Linked DNA regions of Mus musculus: region 1 is linked to region 2. Evidence: chromatin loops called from intact Hi-C (ENCODE). Cell type or tissue: left cerebral cortex. All regions are shown on one strand.

Region 1 (8,000 bases), 200 kb after region 2:
AACCACAGGGCCCCTGCACAGGTAAAGGAGAAGCCCGCCTTCTTCTTTTTCTAGCAGGGGCTACAGTAAGCAAGGTCTCTGTCGTCTGCACAGCCTGGGAATGCGCAGGTGACTGTGAAGACAGCCGTGGTGGGACAAGAATTGGGCATATGGTCCTCATTGGCACAGCATAACAAAGTAATTAAAAGTGTCTTAAAATGCAGAAAGCCCCCAAACTGTAAAGTATATCATAGTAGATGTCAAATTAGCATTTTTCTGCTTCTTTTTTAACAATGCCATAATCTCATTAATCTACAGAAGAAACGAAATGCGCGGACTCCAGCCAGTTGGCTGGACATATGTTACACATTGGACTGGCCATTTGGATGGATCCGATTAAAGTGGAAAAATTGCTTTTTTTTTTCTTTTTTTTTGGGCACTGAACACAAATCTGGACCTGCTTATTACTGTTGTCCTCCCTTTTTAAAGTGATGGATTTCTAAGTGCCAAAAACTCAGTAGCAACTTGAGTTTAAAAGGGAGAGAGAGAGAGAGAGAGAGAGAGAGAGAGAGAGAGAGAGAGAGAATAAAGAAAAGCCACAGAGAAAAAGGACAAAGGATTGAGGAGGGGCAGCCCAAAGCTGGCTGTGGAGGGGTGGGCTATATTAAAAGACCACACTCACACTGACAATGTTATACATTAGAAATGTCAAATCTGCTGGCTCTGGCTCTATTATGGGCAAGGTGGCTCCACTGGCTAACATTTTATTTGGAATGTTATATATTATTAAACCATTCAGCATACCACTTTGTCCTAATATTTTCTTTAAAAATGTGATAATTAAAAAAAAAAATCTCCCAAATTTTCTCAAAGGCAGAACAAACATATTTTGTCTACCCCCCCCCCCATGGCTATAGTCACTAATATGTGCTGAGTATTTGCATATGATCAGGACATTGTCCTAAGAATATACATTTGAATGTGCTCCGATGAGGTGCTTGGGCAAATTCATAGCTAGCTCGTGACCAGGCCAGAAGTGGCTCTTATGGGAGGGGTCAAACACAGTGCGGATGTACAAGAAAACAGCTCCTACCTCCGGGGATGCTTGTTGGAAGGGATAAGTCTGAATAAGTAATAATAAGTTGGGGTCTGAATCCACTGCAGGAAGAAGGTAACATTTGAAAAGATGGAGGTAGGATTCTGACAGTCAGGAGGGTGATTTGGCATCTCCGGACTGAGGCCTGGGATGCTGGCAAGCTCAGGGAGGGATAAGGGTGTCCTGGAGGATGAGTTTGGAGAAGCAGATGGCAGTCACCATTTGGTGCTTGGGATTCAAGCAGATCAAAGGGTATTCAGGGCAGTGACCAGTTTCTGCAGTCTTCTGAGTGGAGCCTCTCCGGTGCATGCAAAGCTCTCCGTGTGGTGGGGAGACGATCTTTCTGAGGAGATGACGGCAGATCAGGTAAGATATGATGCAGCCCTCACTGAGGAAAGGCACTGTGTGAAGCAAAGGTGGGGGGCAGGAAGGACGGGTGACCCTAAGAATAGAGGCCACTTGGCGAGGTCACAGGATCAGAAGACCTCAAAGGTGATCATTTGAAACAGTAATAACTGCAGTTTGTAGGCAGGCTGGCTGCTAACACAAAGCCCTTTGGTTGATAGAACAATTGGTGAACAAACTTGTTCAGAAACTAAGCCTTTCAAAAGACTGTGTCGGCACTCAGGAGGCAAGCACAGGAGAATCTCTATTAGTTTGAGAACAGCCTGGTCTACTTTGGAAGTTGCAGGCCAGCCAGTGTTAACATAGTGAGTCCCAGTTTTAAAACTAAATAAAAACTCCTAAAAACAACAACAACAAAAACAAAAATAAAAACAAACAACAAAACAACCAACCAACCCCCTCCCTCCCAAACCTAAGACGTTAGTCCCTTAGACTATAAGAATGAGACTGTTAGGACCAGGATAGAAGTGGGGACCTTGCCTCATTTTCTGTTTTAAGGTATTCAACACTGTATCTCTGAAGCTAGACATTCCTTTGGCCTTTTTATAGAAAGACAAGAAAGCTCACAGGAGAACCAGAAGTCAGAAATGTCTCCTGAAGCTGACAATGCTGTCATATGCCCCCATGATGGGTGGGATGCTTTTTCTAAATCTGAAAGTGAACCTCAAAGAAGTTTCTCTGCAGAGGGGGCTGGAGACACAGGGTCCTGAGAAGCTTGGGTGCTGCGGTTCCAACAGCTCTGCGATATCTTTGTATGGAATTTTAAAATTAAAAAATGTGGTTGGTGGGTGTGTGTTCAGGGCCATAGAGGAGAGCGTTTCCCGGTAGAGAGGGTGCACTTTTGACCTATGCCCTAATCCCAGAGCTCGCAGAGGAATACATTTCAGTTTTAGGAAAGCTAGAAGCCGGTTAATTTCATTAATCCCTCTTTTTGCGGCAGTAGAATTTTCTAAACGGAAATGAGACCTCTGAGACTCTTGGCATAGAAACGGTAAATTAGAAATCTCTCCATGAATACTTCTCTGCATTTAATTAAATGGCAGTCTCTGGGGCTTAGCAGCGTATGGAGTAATAAACCCATCACACAGAACAGCTAAATATGTGGACTTTAGTCCACATTTATTTTGTTCATAACAAGATGAACATGGAAACACACAGAACTGACTGTGAAGAAATATTTCTAGCATTTTTTTTCCTCTTAAAATTGTGACTCCAATCTAAACAAATCTGGGTTAAATGTATTTTCTGAGTTTTGCTCGAAGCTGTTGGATTCACGTGAACTTTTTTTTCCCTATTGGGGATGAGGGTGCTGGTGGGAAAAGCCCCTCTCTCTGGTGGTGAAGACCCTGGTACTGCTTCTAAATTGCCCTGTAACTCATGACTGACTGAGGAAGCATCTGCCGAATTCACAAGAGCTGTTTCTAGTCCTATGAACTCTTGTGGAAATTGTTTTTAGGAGCAAAGACAGTTTGTTGAGAGCAGAGGGGGTCACAGTGCATGATGTGTGCCTTCAGATTTCCTTTATTCAGGAAACACACCTGTACACCTCTTGACAGAGAAGACTCTTCCTTTAATGATAGGCTATTGAGCGTGGTGCGCATGCGTGTGTCAATCAGATTTCCATTTGACATTTTGTGAGTTAATCTGATCATAATAAATATCAAAAAATGTGTCTTTAAAAAAATGTTTGCCTCTTCGTTTAGTAACAGCTTTAATTTTTTTATATACTTTTAAATTTTTTTTTTTAAAGACGAGTCTTTCTGTGAACCAGACTGGTCTCAAACTCACAGAGATCCTCCTGCCTCTGCCTTCTGAGTCCTGGGATCAAAAACATGAGTTACCACATCTGTCTCTTTGACATTAAAAAAAAAAAAAAAAAAGATCTGTCTTATTACACTTCATACTCATTGTAAAGGAAAGGAATGAATAGACTTCATTTTGTAGGTGACTAAGTTGAACAAACCGGACATTAACTGAGTTCCCATCACCCTGCTATTTTAGTGGTAGACAGTATCTGGCTTGGGGGTTCTAAGGTGAGACCTACTCCAGTCTGATGTTGCTCCTTCTCTGAGCACCTTTGTCAGGGCTTCTGACCTTGCTTTGAGCCTCAGTTGTCTTGTCTATAAAATGGGAACATAACAGATCGAAGAAGGCATGTTGGGGCTTTGAACAATGTCGTGTACCTAACAGAGCTCAGTAAGCATTAGCTGTCATTAACACCGTTCTTCATCACTGAAGCTCCTGTGTTTGGATGAACTCTCACCAGGCCACTGGGGTACTTGAGTGATGTCACAGATGTGTAGTCTTAGCCCTGACTTTCTCACGCCCGTTTCCTCCTAGTTATGTTCGAGGCTTGCTTAGATGGCACTTGGATTAGAGCAGCCTCGTCTGATGCACTGTGGGCTCGAAAGCTCTTGCTGCCTCTCAGACAACAGTAGCATCAGGAGACTTGAATGACCTTGAGCTGGAGAGAAGTCTAGGCGCTGAAGCCAGGCAGGCGAGGTTTGAATCATAGTTCCACATTGTATGATTTTATAAAATCTAGTTCACAGGCACTGGCTCTGCCGAGCGATTCCAGGCTTGGCTGCAGGAGGGAGGCTAAGCATATTGAATCTCTTATTCTTAGGTAACTTACTTACTATCCCAGTTCCTCAGTCTCCTTGTCTAGGAAGCGGGTTAATGATAATCTTCGCCTCACAGAGTTAGTGAGGACTAACATAATACTGAGTGATCCTGTATTAAGTGCTTAGTTAAAAATTATGGTGTGTGTGTGTGTAGGTGGGGGGTGGGCTGGAGAGCTGGCTCAGTGGTTAAGAGACTGCTCTTCCAGAGGTCCTGAGTTCAAATCTCAGCAACCACATGGTGACTCACAACCTCTGTAATGGGATCCGATGCCCACTTCTGGTGTGCCTGAAGACAGCTACAGTGTACTCATATACATAATAAAATAAATACATCTTTAAATAAAACACATTTAAAAAAAGTTATGTTGTGTTTCTGAAGAATTTCTACAAATGGAGATCAAGTGTCCTTCAGTCAAAATTTTGGGGGCTAAAATTATTTCATGTTTTAAAAAAAAATGTTCTCACTCGTAACAAAATATCTTGGGGATGAGATTGAAGTCTAAATATGAGATTCCATTGATTTCTATACACCTTGTCTGCATAGCCTGCAGATCATTTTACAGAACACTTTCACTGTGCCTGTATTGTTACAGTGACCGCATGAAATCAGGTGTGAAATTTTCCAGTTGTGATATCATCATCAGGACTCAAAAAAAAAAAAAATTCAATTTGGGGTGCTTTTCAGATTTTGGATTTTTGAGTTAAAAGTCCCGAACCTGTGTTACTCTTACCACATGACCACAGGCCAGTTATTTAAGTATTTAGAGGCTCAGCGTTTGTTTTTTTAACCTGAAATTGGAAAAACAAAACAAAACAAAGCAAAAATAAAAAGAAAGAAAGAAAGGAAGGAAGGAAGGAAGAAAGAAAGGAAGAAAGAAAAGGAAGGAAGGAAGGAAGGAAGGAAGGAAGGAAGGAAGGAAGGAAGGAAGGAAGGAAGGAAGGAAGGAAAACCAACTTGTGTCACAGAGCCAGATGGGGTAGATGTGCTAATGTGCAGAGGACATGAAACAGAGAGGGGTCTCGGTGAAGGAAGCGATCAACGTTTCCAGAAATTAACCACGCTGGAGAGACTTCACTGGCCATGGCCTCTCCACGAACTGCTTCCTGCCTTTTATGTCATGCCCAAGTTGAACCACATTCCCCACAGAATTGACATCTTTCCAAGCGGATTCCGTTCCAGGTATTGCCACGCAACCCAACCCCTGCCTAGACCCGGGCCTGCGTAATTGCTCTGCACACAGACATTACTCCCAGGGCCCCAGAAGAGGCCTGGCCCAGGAGGCCGCTATATTTGATTTCTGTAGGTCAACAAACAAACATTTGAAATTAAATAAGCATGTTAGTCACGGCAGGTTCAGGTTGCTGTAATTAGCTTCTGTCTGGCCTGCTGGAGCAGCAGCAGCAGGCCTCTGCTTCCCACTGCCTGTGCAACAAGAACACACTGAGCCCAGGGCTCTGGGGGTGCTGCTGCCCAAAGCAGTTGACGTTGATGCTTCAGGACAGATGTTGGCAAGGCCTCTTCCTGTGCTGGAGAAGGAGGGTGTTGGGCCTTTTTGATTTGAGGCTGTGAAGAGTCACCGAGGGAGCTACTGGTACGGCAGGGACAAAGGCAATCCCGATTACAAGGAGCTGTGATGGGGGCCGGCTCAGAGACAAGCAGTAAACATCTTTCTCTTTGGTTCCAGGGCTAAGGCCACCTGGGGTTCAGACTTCCCAGGAGTCTCTGGGCTACGTGAAACCCCTTCTGAAACCTTACGCTGTCAGCAGAGTCAGGCTCCTGCGACCCCATCACTCCGTGCATGTCCTTTTTCACCCACGTGTGGCTGGCTACCTTCTAGGTCCTGGACCACCTGTGATCGTGTCTCAGAGCCTCCATTCAGTCCTTGTCCTAGCTCGGTAACTGATGGGTTGCCTGTTCCTCAGAATGGTTACTTTTCTTTGAGGATTATATATATATATAATTTATATATGGGATTGGATTACAGTTCGTGTGCATTGCTACCATATGACCTGCTCGACTTCTGATGAATCTGATCATAGTGGGGTTGATAGCAATAATGCAGATAACAATTATTTGTTTTGTAAAGTTCTTTTGATGTTTCAAAGCAAATTGTGTTTCACATCCCCCGACCCCCTAGAACCTGCTTTGGAAGCACATTCATCAGTTTCCTCACGCAGGTCCTGGGAGCTGTATCAGTCAGGGCTCTCTATAGGAACAGACCCAATAGAAGGACGATATATTAACAGGACCTAGATTAGGTTGGCTTGTTCAATACGGGCAGGGTAGTCCAACATTGCTGTCTTCACACTGGAGAAACTGAGACCCAGCAGGTTGTTCAGTCTGAGCGAATGGGTGTCTGCTTGGTCCTAATCTAACCCTGAAGGGCTGGAGAATGATTTCTGGAGCGTCACTAGTCTTCAGTCCACGTTGGAAGTTTGAAGAAGCTCAGGGAAGGATGGCAGTAGCAGCAGTAGGGTAGATGAACACCTGAACAAGACTCAAAGCAAGCAGGCAAAAAGCAGAACTGATTCTTCTCTTATGTCTCATATATAGGGTGGGCCTTCTCATTTCAGTTAATGTAAGCATAGTTTCTGTCTGCCCTCCACAGGAAGGCGGTGTGGAAAGTAAAAATAACATGGGTCTTCTTACCATTTATTAGCTCTGTGTGTGACGTCTGACATATATGACAGTTTCCTTGTCTTTACTGTAGGAATAATGGTAGTTCTTTTTTTTTTTTTTTTTTTTTTTTTTTTTTTTTGGTTTTTCAAGACAAGGTTTCTCTGTGTAGCCCTGGCTGTCCTGGAACTCACTCTGTAGACCAGGCTGGCCTCGAACTCAGAAATCTGCCTGCCTCTGCCTCCTAAGTGCTGGGATTAAAGGTGTGAGTCACCACGCCCGGCAGTTCTTTCTTTTTTACGATTTATGTATTTATTTTATGTATACAAGTACACTGTAGCTATACAGATGGTTGTGAGCCATCATGTGATTGCTGGGAATCGAACTCAGGTCCTCAGCTCGCTCTGGCCCTGGTCGCCCTGACCCAAAGATTTATTTATTGTTATATGTAAGTACACTGTAGCTGTCTTCAGACACATCAGAAGAGGGCATCAGATCTCATTACAGATGGTTGTGAGCCACCATGTGGTTTGCTGAGATTTGAACTCTGGACCTTCGGAAGAGCAGTCAGTGCTCTTAACTGCTGGGCCATCTCTCCAGCCTGTGGTAGGTTTTTTTGTTTTTGTTTTTTTTTCATCTTAGTGAACATGGACCTTCCATGTGATCCCCTTAAATGCCAGCCTTGAAGTGATCACCCTGAATGTGTTTGGGGGCTTTATCAGAACAGCCTTACACATCATGAAAGGTTTTGCAAGCTCCGACTTGCTTTAGTCCTACAAGTGAGGGAACCAAGGCTCTCTGGAGATTGTGAAATTATCACATAGAAAAACTGGGGTTGGGAGCCAGCCCTTGTTCAGACGCCCTACTTGCTGTACAGCCTCATTGGAGCTTGTGATAAAGAGTGGGAGCTTGTCGGGCATGGTGGCGCACGCCTTTAATCCCGGCACTTGGGAGGCAGAAGCAGGCGGATTTCTGAGTTCGAGGCCAGCCTGGTCTACAGAGTGAGTTCCAGGACAGCCAGGGCTACACAGAGAAACCCTGTCTTGAAAAAACCAAAAAAAGAGTGGGAACTAGAAAATCCAGAAAAATGAGCAGAAGAGTTGAAGGCATTCTGCACATGTTCTGGGCTCCTTTTTATTTTCAATTATAATACATACAATTGAATTATATATGTTATTATATATAACTATATATCTATATTTCACATACATACAAACACATGTATATTTGAGACAGGGTTTCTTAGCCCCAATTGTCCTAGAACTCTCTATTTATTCGG
Region 2 (8,000 bases):
AGTTAATATAGCAGAAGCCAAATCCAGGCTATCAAACACATGAACATTTTACATAACTGAAATGTATAATTAACATTGTCACAACATAGTCAAAGAAGAAAAAAACTGGGCTATTTAAACCCTTCTGCTGGACAGCCACAGATACATTATTTAATATTTCTGTGCCTCAACTCCTTATCTCTATAAAAGACAGGTAATTGTTTTAATTTTGTTGTGAGAAATGAGATGAATTAATACATATAAAGATGTAAATACTCATGTTTGTCCTTGGCATGCAGTAAGTTTCAATAAAAGTGTATTGCTATTTACTATAAATTTTCTATACCTTGCTTGTTATGTTATCTCAAACTATCAATATTTATATACATACATACACACATACAAATATGGTACATTCTTTTTCTAATGTTGTTGAATGGGCAGTTAAAAGTTAGATTTGGGGGCTGGAGAGAGAGATGGTTCAGAGGTTAAGAGCACTGACTGTTCTTCCAGAGGTCCTGAGTTCAATTCCCAGCAACCACATGGTGGCTCACAACCATCTGTAATAGAACCTGATGGCCTCTTCTAGTGTGTCTGAAAACAACTACAGTCACATAAAGTCCAATTTTGGACTTAAATAATCTAGATTAAAATATCAATGTGATATTTAACTGGAAATTTCTAAAGTACAAAGCTGGTGATTAAGAAATGGACAAATATATTAATAAATCTTTTTTTTAAAGAAAAGTTAGATTTGATCAATAGTTCCCACAAACCTATCCAAGTACTTCCTGAGTTGCACATGGCATCCAGCACAACAGACATGTCTATACTATTTGGTCCTTCATGATAAAGTATTCAATATCAATTTTGTGTCTTATGCTAGGCAAACAAAAGGAACTGTACTACATGTTAAAGAATCCTAGCTAGAATATGAAGGATGCAACAAACATGCTGACCACAGCATATGGTCAGAAAGAAAAGCCCCCAAGAATATATCATACAATGTTGACTCTCTCCTGTCCATACCCTTACTATAAACTATCTCAAAATTTCACTTAAGAATAACATAATAATAAAAGGAAGAGTGGGTAATAATGAGAGAGAATGAAAACAAAAGGTTCTGTGAGAGAACTACAGTGTTAGTATGCAATAGTGGTCCAATTTTGGACTTAAATAATCTAGATTAAAATATCAACATGATATTTAACTGGAGATTTCTAAAGTACGAAGCTGGTAATTAAGAAATGGACAAGTTAGTGAGAATTATCACTATGCTAGCTCAATGGCAGAGTTATTGACTAGCCCGCCCAAGGCCTTAGTACAACCAATGCCAGCACCACAAAAATAACTAACTCACCCCCATAAGGGTTAGTTCAGTAAGTAATCTATACATAACAGAGGATAAAAATACAGAATGTTCCAAAAAACTGGAGCTTTTTCAGCATTGACATGATGCTACAATTCCATCCCTGACATCATGTGAGTGACAATGACAGCACAGATGTATCTGGGCTAATAACTTTCTGAGCCTGTGGCAACCTGAGTTTGATCCTGTGTAACAGTAGAAAAAAAAAAAAAAAGAACTGACTCTACAGAGCTTTCTCTGACCTCCACACATGTGCTATGGCACATATGCATGGCATACATAGACACACAGACTAAATAGGTAAAGCACAGGAAGATAAAAATATACTCCTTAAATTACCTTCAGGCTTTGTGCATATGGTGTATGAAACATAATGAATTTTATGACCAGACTTGGGTTTCATCCTCAAAGTACTTCACTACGTATATACAAATATTCCCAAACTAAAACAAAACAAAACAAAACACCACACTCAAACATTGAAATACACAACAGCTTTGACACCAAGCATTTTGGATAAAGGCTGATAAATCTGCAAAAGCAGAAACTAGAGGAAGTGAAGGAACAGTGTAGAAGGACGTCTGTTTTTAAGCACTTCTTACCTGCCAGGCACATATATGTATCTTTCCCAATTATAACATAAGAAGGTTATCATAATGATTATCTTTATTCTCCAGATGAAAACTTAAGTCTTAGGACCTGAATAGTTATGGCTACAAGAGTTAGGATCTGAACTTGAGTATTCCTTTTCTTTCATGCTTAAGATATCTATCTATCTATCTATCTATCTATCTATCTATCTATCTATCTATCTATCTATCTACCTACCTACCTACCTACCTACCTATTTATGTATTTTGAAGATAGGATCTCCTTATACAGCCCAGGCTTGCCTTGAATTCAACAAGCTTTCTGCTTCAGCAAGTGCTAGGATTACAGACCTCTGGTGCCACAATTAGCCTGAATAAAGGCATTTCTAAGCCAATTTTATATTCTTGGGCATGAAAAAGGCTATAAAGCAAGGATGCAAGGATACGACAATACACTACACTGCTAGAGCCTCGCTGAAGAATAGACACATGTCTGACGCTGTACTTCAAAATCGTCACTGCTATGTCATTATATAACATTATTTTCATCTTTGATCCAAAATTCATAAATATGGACTATTTAAGTAATTGATGTTTTTCTTTGTTAATGTAAATTTGGGGGGGGGTGTAGGAAAGCTAGCATAGTTAGGGCGAGGGAGAGGGCTGAATTGGAAAGCTGTCTGTCTGCATGGAAGCCGAGCACTGGGACAGGCACAGGTGAGCAGATCCTGGAGGGAAGAGGAAGCAAAGTCTAAATGGCAAGCTCAAAGGTCACTAAGAGATCCTGCTTCAAAATGTGGGGACAAGTTTTGAAGAAGACATCCCTTTATCAACCACTGGTCTTCACACACATCTGTATGGGCAGGACTCACACAGGCACACACATACACCCTCATATATTTGATTACTCTAGTTAATATTATGTTTAATTTTATAAATGGCCTCAAGTCCATTTGAAAACAAGGTGCAGAGGTAAGTAAGTAAATCTACCCTGCACTGTGTGATCATTTCACACGAGTCACAAGAGTCTCCCTTCAGATTCTCCTTCCCATCTACTACTCAAGACCGGATTCTTTTTCGCATTTTACTCATCGCAGATGAACAGATCTTTCTCAAATCCTAGCTCAACATCAAAGTTATCAATCAGCACCTCCTGTGAAAATCTATTTCCTTTCCAACATTTTGCTTTTCTAGAATTCCCAATTACCATCATGAAGTAACAACAGTATAAAATGGGACAGAGCTATTTGGGACACCTGCTTTACCTTTAGTAGCTCCCTGCAATCACCACACTACATACTGAGAATGTTTATGTATATATGCCTAAACCATGTAGCTTTATGTTACTATGTATAATGAACTGTACAGACACAACGCAGAAGCGTACACTTACGCTACTGAACTTATTATAGAGGGAAAAGTTACCACTAAGCAAGTCAGGTTGGGATTGTCAGTTTTCCAAGAGCAGTTTAAAAAGAAGTTGTGCTTGCTAAGGAACAAAATAATAAACACTTGCTTTCCTGACACCCCCCCCCCCAATTATTTCATGTGAACTGACTTTAAATAGTTATAGCTGAATATAGTTAGGATCAAGTAGCTAGACAAAAGCCTGGCCATCTCAATATATAAACATACAAACTACATCAGGAAAAACTAGTCTTGAATCCCAGAGTAACTTTGAAATTTATAGAGTGGAGTTTTGGGATGTAGCTCAGTTGGTAGAACCATTGATGAGCATGCATGAAGCCCAGGATTCCGTCCCTAGCACCTCAAAAATAGGGTATAGTAAGCACATACTAAAACTGGGAAATCAAAGAAGCCCTCTGCTACACAGAGCTACATGAGACCCTGTCTCAAAATGATAAGAAATTAAATTAAATTACAAAGATTTCATAGAAGATGTGTCAAAGTGCTACTACAGTTTAGTTTGGTAGTCTATCTTCCCCCCAACATAAAAATAATTTGTCCTTTTAATACTGCAAAAGAAATATGTGCTCTGCACCCCCTAATTAAGACTACTGTAAAAGGTTTCTTAAACAGAGATGGTATTAGAAGTATAAAATAAAGCCACTATTTTATTTCTTTCGAATTAAGTTCCAGTTTTAAAAGTATAACAGTAAAGACTTAACTCTCAGGTTTGAAGCAAAACCTGCTTGAATGATAATCTGCAATCTAAGAACGCCACAAGAGGGCACACTTTCAACTATTGTAAGTGGGAAAGTAAAAAACTTAATAAACTACTGTGAGGAAAGTTGGCCAATTTTTTCCAAACTGATGACTCAACATCATTAGAAAGCAAGAAGTGATGAAGTGTGTAATGTTTTGTTTAAGCACTCACACAGCGAAACTTTTTTTGATGCATGCAAAATTAAGAAAAACTTAGATATACAGTAACTTCTGTATTAATATTAAATTACAAGTAGTCTTAGCCTTGTGGTGGCATCTAGCTGTCTTAAGAGTCATTCCCTTTTCATGCCTAACCTCTGGATATGGTCTTTACAGGTTCACTCTCCCCTTTGTTGTTTCAGCTAATCTCATCCCTGTTGGATCCTGGGAGCCATCCACCCTTCTCAAAAATTCTAACCCAGAATTGCTCCTGTCTAAAGGAAATATAGGGACAAAGAATGGAGCAGAGACTGAAGGAAAGGCCATCCAGAGACTGCCTCACCTGGGGATCCAACTCATATGCAGCCACCAAACCCAGTCATCATTGCCAATGCCAAGAAGTGCTTGCAGACAGGAGCCTGATATGGCCGTCTCCTGAGATGCCCTGCCAGAGCCTAATACAGACTCGGATGCTTGCACCCAACCACTGGACTGAGCACACGGTCCCCAATGGAGGAGTTAGGGGGAGGACTGAAGGAGCTGAAGGGGTTTGCAACCCCATAGGAAGAACAACAATATCAACCAACTAGACCCCCCAGAGCTCCCAGGGACTAAACCACCAACCAAAGAGTACACATGGAGGGATCCATGGCTCTAGTCCCATATGTAGCAGAGGATGGCCTTATCATCAATGGGAGGAGAGGCCCTTGGTTCTGTGAAGGCTTGATCCCCCAATGAGGAAAATGCTAGGGCGGTGAGGCGGGAGTGAGTGGGTGGGTGGGTGGGTAGGGGAGCACCCTCATAGAAGCCGGGAGAGGGGTGAGATAGGGGACTTGTGGAGGGGAAACCAGGAAGCAGGAATAACATTTAAAATGTAAATAAGTAAAATAATCAATAAAAAAAAAAAAGATCCTCCTTTCTCACCTCCCCCTCCCTCTTATATTTTGGAGGCAGATTCTCAATATCTGCCCTAGCTAACTTTTAACTCAAGAAAGCACTGTCATGCCCACCTTTGACTTACAAACCTTTACAAGAAACTGGCTACTTTGATTTTTGATCATAATATGGCACAGATTTGTACACAGTTCATTAATTAATACATCTTACTGGGACAACAAATGGGATCAGATTCAGATATTTTAGTAAATTTTAGTTAAAGAAATAAGATCAGGGGCTGGTGAGATGGCTCAGTGGGTAAGAGCACCTGACTGCTCTTCCGAAGATCCAGAGTTCAAATCCCAGCAACCACATGGTGGCTCACAGCCATCCATAACAAGATCTGACCCCCTCTTCTGGAGTGTCTGAAGACAGCTACAGTGTACTTACATATAATAATAAATAAATCTTAAAAAAAAAAAAAAGAAATAAGATCAAAGCCTGAAGAAATGGCTTAGCAGTTAAAAACATTGGTTGTTCTTCCAAAAGATCCCATGTTTGATTCCCAGTATTCACATTGACGCTTAAAACGATCTTTAATTCCAGTTCCAAGGGACCTAATTCCCTCTTCTAGTTTCCATGGGCACCAGCCAAATACAAGGTGTACAGACATGCATGTAGGCAAAACATCCATATACATTTAACATCATTAAGAAAATTACCCCTCACCCCCCAAAAAACTTTGAAAGACTACAGACTATGCACAAAACCATCATATATTGCATGCACATAATCTCTCTCTCTCTGATCTAAAGATACCATTCAAGCAAGCCTTTTGTACAATTTTTCTTATTACTGAATCATTCTAATCAGCAAGACATATGTACCTGGTATTAATGTTCCATATTCCCAATGAAACAAAACAAAAACCTGATTCCCCCAATTACTACTTAGTAGTCCTATTTATTTTCACAAGGTTCTTCAGCTGTCTATCCTCATCTCAACTTTTCTTGAACATTTCTATATTCACTCACACCATTTCTCCAAATGCCTCACAACAGTCAGTCATCAAAACGACATTGTTAACTCAATGAACAAGCAAGCCGCAGGCCCTCATCACTTGTCCCAACATTTACAACTGACCATTCTCTTCCTCGTCTCCCAAAACAACAGTACAGACTGTGCATGCTCCCTCCCTCCTCCTGGATTCCTACTTTGCTCCTCTGCATCTTCCTGCCCTCATTCCCCTAGAGATCTCCTTCAGGCTACAGTTTAAAAAACAAACAAATCAGCACTTCTATGCTGCTAACTCCAGTTAGTACGTACAACTCTGATTTCTACACACTTCAACTGCCTATTTTTCGTGTGTGTGTGTGTGTGTGTGTGTGTGTGTTTAAGTGTAAATCTAGAGTGGAGGCTAGATACAGACTTTGAGAACAGTTTGTATAAAACTTTTTAAAAAAGATTTATTTATGTATATGAGCACTGTAGTTGTACAGATGGTTGTGAGCCCATGTGGTTTCTGGGATTTGAACTCAGGACCTTCAGAAGAGCAGTCAGTGAGTGCTTTTACTCACTGAGCCATCTCGCCAGCCCTGTATTAAACTTCAAATATAAATATTTGCAGATCTTTTCTCTGTGCTTTTTGTTCAGCTTTTCATTCTCTCAACTAATGTCTTTGAAGAACTGAATATTAATTTGATGAAGTCTAATTCATCAATCTATTGTTTTATAAGTAGTACTTCTTGGTGTTATAAGAACTTTCTAGTTAATATGAACTTCATATTTAAGTTCATATTCTCTAGTTAATATGAACTTTAATTTAATATCTCCCACTGTTTTTGTATTTTACATAATGTGAGGTATAAAATTAATTTCAGTTTTTCTGTTTTATCTACAAATAAATTATAATCATTTTGACAATTTCTTTCTTTTCTTTTTTGGGGGTTTTTCGAGACAGGGTTTCTCTGTGTAGCCCTGGCTGTCCTGGAACTCACTCTGTAGATCAGGCTGACCTTAAACTCAGAAATTCGCCTGCCTCTGCCTCCCAAGTGCTGGGATTAAAGGCATGCACCACCACGCCAGGCCCATTTTGACAATTTCTGAAAGGTTTACTGAACTACTGATCTATATAAACTGTATACCTACTAATTAGAATACAAATGATATGTTTATAATACTGATTCTTGTGATCTATAATGTATGTAGATCTTGACTAATCTCCATTTTTCTTTAATTGCTCTTACCCATGTTTTCTTTCTTTTTTTATTAGATATTTTCTTTATTTACATTTCAAATGTTATCCCCTTTCCTAGTTTCCCCTCTGAAAATCCCCTATCTCCTCCCCTCCTCCCCAACACACCCACTCCCATTCCCCTATACTGGGGCATAGAGCCTTCACAGGACCAAGGGCCTCTCCTCCCACCGATGGCCACTAGGCCATCCTCTGCTACATATATAGCTAGAGCCACAAGTTCCACCATGTGTTTTCTTTGATTGGTGGTATAGTTCCAAGGAGCTCTGGGGGTACTGGTTAGTTCATATTGATGTTCCTCCTTTGGGGCTTTAAACCCCTTCAGCTCCCTGGGTATTTCTCTGGCTCCTTCATTGGGGACCTTGTGCTCCTTCCAATGGATGACTGTGAGCATCCACTTCTGTATTTGCCAGGCACTGGCAGAGCCTTGCAGGAGACAGCTGTATCAGGCTCCTGTCAGTAGGCTCTTGTTGTTACCCACGTTTTCTACATTCAAGTTTTAACTGTTTTTTTTTTTTTTGTTTTTTTGTGGAGTGGTTATTTGGAAGGCAGAGGAGTGGCAGAAGAACAAAAGCTCAAGGATAACCTGACTACATACCAAGGCCCT

What was found. Hi-C counts contacts between places; a loop is a spot of excess contacts. Peaks named below come from ENCODE experiments on the same cell type or tissue, not always from the same donor. Only the 100,000 strongest peaks of a DNase experiment are listed, where the experiment ranks them.
Region 1: it touches region 2 in a loop (6-fold over the local background); 25 of 42 quality-filtered maps call a loop at or near these places.

The regions. Positions count from the first base shown.
Region 1 is chr15:8,581,625-8,589,624 of GRCm38, forward strand. It overlaps Gm46508 (a long non-coding RNA gene), which reads left to right and starts at 1,019. Exons shown (of 2, transcript XR_001781606.1): 1 at 1,019-1,441. In left cerebral cortex, no CTCF peak of the experiment used is centred here; no DNase peak of the experiment used is centred here.
Region 2 is chr15:8,378,273-8,386,272 of GRCm38, forward strand. All of the region lies in intron 1 of Nipbl (NIPBL cohesin loading factor), which reads right to left. Among named protein-coding and RNA genes, the nearest start is that of Nipbl, 62 kb to the right of the region's middle. In left cerebral cortex, a CTCF peak has its summit at 4,118 (motif pointing right); a DNase peak (open chromatin) is centred at 4,141.